2 separate regions of the Mus musculus genome follow, and region 2 is linked to region 1. Evidence: chromatin contacts called from ENCODE Hi-C or POLR2A ChIA-PET data. All regions are on one chromosome and are shown on one strand. Each heading gives the region's core, a stretch centred on a gene start or an enhancer-like site at or near the end of the contact. The rest is flanking DNA. Distances are from core to core; before and after follow the strand shown. Region 1 holds the start of Fem1a (fem 1 homolog a). Region 2 holds the start of Plin3 (perilipin 3).

Region 1 (3,709 bases), core at 662-3,161:
TGAAGGCATTGGTGGCGTCCATGTGGGCCCCAGCTTCGATGAGAGCATCCATGATGGCCGGGCAATTATTCTGGGCAGCGATGTGCAGTGGGGTGTTGTTGTCGAAATCCCTGCTGTCAGGGTCTGCTCCGCAGTCCAACAGCACCTTGACCACCTGCAGCGATGGGAAGACGCCCACACGATACCGGCCCACGTTGGTGGTCTCCTTGTCCACCGCCATGTGTAGTGGGGTGAAGCCGTTTTTACCGCGAGGGGCACACTTGAGCAGGCGGTAGACTGTCTGGTGCTTGAGGTGTTCCTGGCTGGGGGTGCACTCCACCTTCTCCAATAGGTACAGAAGGTGGAGGATGATGGCAATGGCTTTGGTGAACTGTGCGGAGTCACCCGGTTCCTTGGGCAACTGCAGAGCCCGCTCCACTTCCCGAACCCCTTTGCTGAGCACACCCATGAGGTCGGCAAAGCCAAGCTGCATGCCCAGGTTGCCCTTGGCCGAGCGGTCCTGCAGCACGTAGGAGAAGAGCTCTGCAAACGACAGGAAGCTGCTGGCGGTCATGGGGCTCAGGGGCTCCAAGTTGTTTTGTTGCATGTCCAAGGCATACTTCCACAGACGGATACAGCGCTCGAAATTCCCGGAGTCCGCATAGACAGCACCCCGGTACCGTATGTAGTATGAAGTGTCAGGATGTGAGGGGCCCAAGATTCTCTCCCGTATCAGCAGCGCCTGCATCCGCATTTCATCAGGATCTGTAATGAGGGCTTCCAACTCTTGGGGTGTAGTCACCTCCCTGGAATAGTCATAGGCCAGAACCAGTTGCTGGGGCTCCGGCTTAGGGAGGTAGCCTCCACCCTGGTGACGGAGTTCCATCGCCCTTCTCCAGTGCTTCAGGGCTCCAAGCAGATCCCTTTTCTTATCCACGTAGGTGGCACCCAGCAGCTCCAAAGCTTCCACAGCTGCTTCCCGGCTGGTAGGGCAGCAGCTCTCATACGGTTCTGCTTCTTCTGGGGTGGAGCAGTGGTTTCCTGCCACCTGGGAGGAGCCTTCCCCGGGAAGCTCTGTCCCTGAGAGCTGCTCGTGGCCCGGCTGTTCCTGGATGAGGTACTCCACGATGTTGGTGTGCCCGGTGACGCTGGCGGCCAGCAGCGGGGTCATGCCATAGCCGTCGCGCTCCATGCGCGCGTGGCAGCCCAGCAGCAGCTGTAGGATCTCCAGGCTGCCAGATTCTGCACAGTCGTGCAGGGCGGTGTTGCCCTTGGCGCTGCGCCGGTTCACCTGTGCGCCGCGCTCCAGCAGGTAGCGCGCGATCTCGCGGTGGCCCTTGTAGCAGGAGATCATAAGGCACGTGTGGCCGTGGCGATTGGCCACCTCCAGGTCCGCCTTGTGCTCGCCCACCAGGTAGCGTACCACGTCCAGGTGGCCGTCGAAGCAGGCGGCGCGCAGCGGCGTGGAGTTGGTGCGCGTGGTGCGGTTGACCGAGGCGCCTCGGCGCAGAAGGCTACGCACCACGGCCAGGTGACCCGCGGCCGACGCTGCCCAGAGCGGCGGCGCGCCCTCGATGGTCTCGCCATCGAAGTGCACGGAGCCGCTCGCCTCCACGCTGGCGCCGCAGTGGTCCACCAGATACTCCACCACGTCTAGGTGTCCACGGCGCGCTGCGATTAGCAGTGGCGTGCCACCGCCGGCCACCTCACCCAGCAGCTCCTCCAGCTCCTCACGCCCACGGCCGGCCAGCAGCTTCTGCAGCAGCGGCAGCTTGCCGTCGTGCGCCGCATTGTACACCGCTGTGTGCAGATCCATGCTGGAAGCCTCGCTGCTGGATCTAGCCGGGCCGCCGGTCGCCAGAGACAACCTTCACCTTCTCCCGGGCTGTCATCTTAGCGGGTCTCCGGGAGGAATAAAATGGCCGCCGCGAAGGGGCGAGGACAGAGTGTGCACAGGCATGCTGGGAAATGGAGTCCTATGAGCGATCGCCCGCCGAATGATACTGGAATCAGAAAAGCGAAAAAACTACATTTCCCGAAAGGGATAGGGGGGAACCGGTGACAGGACGGCAATTTCCGCCAAGCAAGGCCAATGGTTAGTGCGATCCTTGGGAAATGTGGTGACATACTTCCTGGTATTGACTCTAAGGCGGAGATTGCCGGCAGCATGTTCTCACTCAGTTCCCAAAAGGACGTCTCTCAAAAGGGTCTCAGTTTTCAATTCCTACCATGCAAGTCTATAAAGTTGTATGTGACCCTGAGTATTTGATGACATACTTCCGGTTACTGTCACTGACACAGACTCTAGACAGGGCAAGAAGTCCGAGCTTTAGCTCGAAGAATACTGGGCGAGGTACCATTGAAAGACTACAGTTCCCATCATGGAAATACACCATGTTTTGAGGGGCTCTGAGCAGCTTGGCCAGGTGATAATGTGCATTCTGTCATTCATGTCAGAATCCACAGGAAAACATGAAGTGGGGGAAAAAGGAATTCGCTTCCCACAGCGCCGTGGGGCACCCGCGAGACGAAATGTAAATAAAAAGCCTCCCTTCGTATCGGGCAAGGCTCGGCGGCCCTTGCGGACGACCCAGGGTAGCGTGGTGCTGTACTTCCGGTTTTCGAGGTCGCGCAGGCAGGAAATGAATGGGCCTCCGCCTCCTTTGCGGACTACATTTCCCAGCGGGCAACAAAGGCAACTCCCAGCCAATCCGGAGCGAGGTGGAAGGCGAAGGGCTTCTACGAAAGGCTTGCTGACCAGCAGGGGGCGCGCGCCGAGTGTAAGATCTTGAGCTGGCAGCGCACCCCAACTCGCCTTTAGCTATTTGCAGAAATGTTAGGCAGTCTCGATTTTCACGTTAGCTTTTCTTTTTCTTTCTTTCTTCTTTTTTTAAGGAGCCACATGCGGGGCTAGAGAGATGGCTCAGTGGTCAAGAGCACTGACTACTTATCCAAAGGACTCTGGTTCAATTCCCAGCACCCACATGGTAGCTCCCAACTGGTCTGTAATTCCAGTTCAAGGGATCTTACACTAATGCACATAAAATAAAATTAAATAAATAAAAAATTTAAAGGCCACATGCTTTCCCTCCATCCGCCAAGGCCAGCAGAGGGCGTCGGGATCTTTGCCGCTGGAGTTACTGGTGGTGTGCGCATCCCTATGGTTGAGAGTCACAGCTGAACCACTGCTCCAGTTCCTCAAGGTCTTTTTAAAGATCAGTTTGAGGTAGGATTTCATGTAGCTCCGGTTGATGTCAATTCCCGGGACCCTCGTGATGGAAGATGAAAACTGATTCCCAAGGGCTGTCCTCTGACATCCATACATGTTCTGTAGCACATGGACACACACAGAGAATAAGAAAAATAAATGTAGTTTAAATTTGTATTATTGTGTGTGCACACACACACCGCAGCACAGGCACAGAGATCTGAGGACAACCCTTGGGAGTCATCCTCTTCCACCGTGTGTGCGTCCTGGGGCTCAAACTCAGGTCATCAGATTTGGCAGCAAGCACCTTTGCTTGCCTAACCACCTCACTAGTTGTTTTTCTTTGTTTTCAATATGATTTGTCTTTCTGTACTCCCTCAGGCCTGCAGTGAGTCAGCTCCAAGGAGACTGGGGGGGGGGGGGGCTGTGCTGGTGGCCACTCCAGCTCCTGTCTGCACCTTGTGTCTATCCATACCTCAGCCTGTCTCTGCTCTGCATAGCTCCTCTTCAGCTTCTGACATT
Region 2 (3,286 bases), core at 244-2,743, 34 kb before region 1:
AACAACGGTGGTGCAGAGAAATGACGTCCCACGTGCTCTTTCCTGACCTACACACACACTAGTGGTAGAGTGCCCCCCTAAATAAATAGGTGTAATATACATTTTAAATTTTCCTTCGACTCCCCTCCCAATATTGTTTTGTTTTTTAAGACAGTCACTGTGTAGCTCTGGTGGTCCACCCAGTATCCCTCTAAAGTCTTAATGCTATTCTGCTGGCGTGACTTCCCACTGGTCTCTGAATGCTACCAAGCTGAGAGGGTACAGACTATGTTCCTGGGGCTGCCCTACATGACCTTTGTGTACAGCATGTGCCTAATAATTGTTGAATGCCTGTATACACAGCTAATGAGCCATGGGCCAGGCCCAAGGTTAATAGGACATGCTTTCTACGGCACCGATGGGCCTAGACACGTCAGGGGCACAGAGAGGGAGAGGCGCCATTGTGGAAAGAGAGGAGAGGGGAGCCGTCGGGAGGGGGTCACAGAGAGAAGGTCGCTGTAGGGGACACAGAGTGGAGGGGCTCTGTAAGGGAAGGAACGCAGAGGCGCTAGAGGCACAGAGGGAAGTGGCACCGTTGGGGGACATGGCGGGGAGGGGCGCAGTCGCGAGCAGGGCGCCACCTGGTGGCAACATGCCCCATCCCGCCACTGCCCCTGTGAAGGCGGCATTGTTCACTGGAAGCAGGAAGATAAAGAACTCAGCCTGAGTCAAGGCAGCTCAGAAAAAAAAAGGAGGGGCCGGGCGGAAGTCTGGAAAGATCTGAGGTAACTCAGTAAGGGTGGGTCCTCTCCAGGCCTGGCTCACATCCGTGCATGCGCAGTTGCAAATGCCCGTGCACATTTTCACAACTGCACACGTAGTCACACCCTCAACAAAAATACATTCCCTTCTTTCTTAGCTCCTGCAGCCGTCTGAGGTTAACACTTGGCTTACAGGCCAAGGGGAGAAAGAAGATTTAGGGATGAGAAAAAAAAAAAAGTCCAGGAGGTGTCTGTCTTCAGGAAAGGATTGATCCAGGGGTCCAGGAGCAGAAAGCTGGATACTGCGCATGGCTGGCCATATCAGGGCCTCAGTGCCCTCGTCCAGAGGACTTGGGACAACAAGAACCTCAATCTGGATGACAGCAACTTTTCCTTTAGGACCCAATCAGGGCTGAGGTTCAGGGTGTGTAACCTCCTGGCATTGATTTCCCTGGGTCCGATGGGCTTCTAAAAATGTCACTCAATCAGTCCTTGGATCTGGAAGCCTCTCTAAGGTCTCTGGAAACATGGGAGGATTCAAGGACCCCAGAATGGCACTCCCCTCTCCCCTCCATCTAGGATCAGGACTCCAAGTCTTTCTGGGACTCAACTAATGCAAGCAACCTGGGCTGGGTCGCCTTAGAAGGGTGGGCGGAACTACGCCATAGGGACCTCTGATTGGCCCTCTGTCCTGTCACTCCAAGGCCCCTCCCTCCACGGGGGATGCACAAGGCCGCCCCGCCCCACCCGGTAGATCCAAGCTGGACTTGGTAGGGGAGGTTTCCTCGCTTGGACGACCTGAGGACTTTGGTGAGAGCTGGGGGGCAAGGGGCAGGATCGATCTTGAGGCGCCCTTAGAGAGGAGGGAGAAACGAGGCTTCCTGGGAGGACTCCGGTATCCCAAAAATCCCTGCACGCTAGGAAACCCTACTTCTAGAGACTAACTTTTACCCAAGGACCCAACTTCTGCAGCGCTTCCAACTCTTGGCCTGGCCACCCTAGGACCTTAGCGTCCTCGTCAGTGACGGAGTCCCTGAGCGTCCAAAAAGGTGGATTCCACTGTCCTGGGTCCCCAGAATTAGAGTTGTGTTCAAATGCGAGTCCCGTGTGTCCTGGGCTGCGGCTCCTCCCTCTTCCCCGTGATTCTGAGTCTCCTGTCCCCAAGAACAAACAACCCCGCAGGCACAGTCACAAATAGCTTCACCTGCCGTGCACTAACTAGCCCCAGGCCCTGGATCCTACATAAAGCCAGGCCTGTTCCACAGGAAGCTGTGACCCCCAGCCGAGCATGGTGCCTCCCTCTGTTGGAATCTCTCAAATTTAATGTTTTGTTTCTGTCTTGTTAATTGTTTTTGGAAATGGCCCTACGCTAAACTTAGGGTGCCTTGGAATTTGCCTCCACCAAAAATGCTGGGATGACAGCATTGTCACCAAACCAGGCCGAAAGACTCCCTTAACCACTTCTAAGCCTTGGCTACATGCTGGTTTTTTGACCCTGGGGGCTTTTCTGGCTTTCTTTGCAGAGAAAGTAATCTGGTGGGCGGAGTGTGTGGGGGAGGGTCAGTTTCAGGCAGCTGGAGCCGGGTGTAGAGAGATTAGCTGCCACAAGTGCTCAAAAAGAGCAAAAAGCCCTTGTTTTTCTCCAGCGGCCACCATTGCTTAGGAAGGGGAGCTCCAGGGGTGTCTGACTCCTCAGGCTTTGCCACCCACCTTACCGATGACAGGAAGGCATGACCAGCATCACCTGACTCCCGTGTTGGGAAATCTTTATCGCAAACCTAACTGCTGCGGTTTGCCAGACTAGTTTATTGAGCACCCACTGTGGTTTAGCTGCCGATTTGAGCATTCTGCAGACAACGCCAAGCAATCTCATAAAGCCCAGGCTGGCCTAGAATTCACACACTGGGTAGTGGAAGATGGCTTTGATTTCTAACCTTCCTCAAGTGCTGGGGTGACAGGCATGTGCCATCACACTTGGTGTTTGTTGTTCTGGGGCATCTGGAAGGCCCAGCCCCAGTTTTTAACTGGTTTTTAAACAAATGATATCACCTACCTGTCCTAAAATTCAGACGCCAGGCTTCTACCTCTGTCTGAACTCTGTCCTTAGTCCATTAAGCTTCCTGATCTTCTAACATTCTATGTAAAGACAAGCAGACTCCGGCTGCAAGTGATGATTCAGTAGTTAAGAGCACTTCCTGTTCCCTCAAAGGACCGAGGCTCAGTTCTTAGCACCAGCTTCAGGCTCCTTATGTAACCTAACTCCAGCTGCAGGGGTCTGACTCTCCTGAACTCTGTGGCCACTGCATGCACATAAGCAAAACTAAAATGTAGATCTTTATAAGATGTATTATATTTGTTTATTTTTGCTTTATGTTTTGTTGTAACTGGGTCTCACTCTGTAGACCAGGTTGGCCTGGGACTCACAGAGACCCTCCTGCTCCAACTCCCAAGTGCTGGGATTAAAGGCGCACACCTGGCTTATCTTATTTTGAGTTGTGTGTATGCCCGTGTGGATGTGGTGCCTGTAGAGATCACGTGTCCTTGAC

Evidence for each region. Hi-C counts contacts between places; a loop is a spot of excess contacts on that map. ChIA-PET counts read pairs that join two places held with the same protein, here RNA polymerase II (POLR2A).
Region 2: POLR2A ChIA-PET joins it to region 1 with 19 read pairs in Patski. The contact joins the promoter of Plin3 here to the promoter of Fem1a in region 1. A Hi-C loop is called at or near these places in 2 of 37 maps with a recorded cell type or tissue (gastrocnemius and heart). POLR2A ChIA-PET finds 5 or more read pairs at or near these places in 4 of 5 experiments (Patski and embryonic stem cell).

Annotation. Positions count from the first base shown.
Region 1 is chr17:56,254,995-56,258,703 of GRCm38, reverse strand. It overlaps Fem1a (fem 1 homolog a), which reads right to left and starts at 1,911. Exons shown (of 1, transcript NM_010192.4): 1 at 1-1,911. The coding sequence starts at 1,795.
Region 2 is chr17:56,288,718-56,292,003 of GRCm38, reverse strand. Plin3 (perilipin 3) reads left to right here and starts at 1,493. Exons shown (of 8, transcript NM_025836.3): 1 at 1,493-1,550.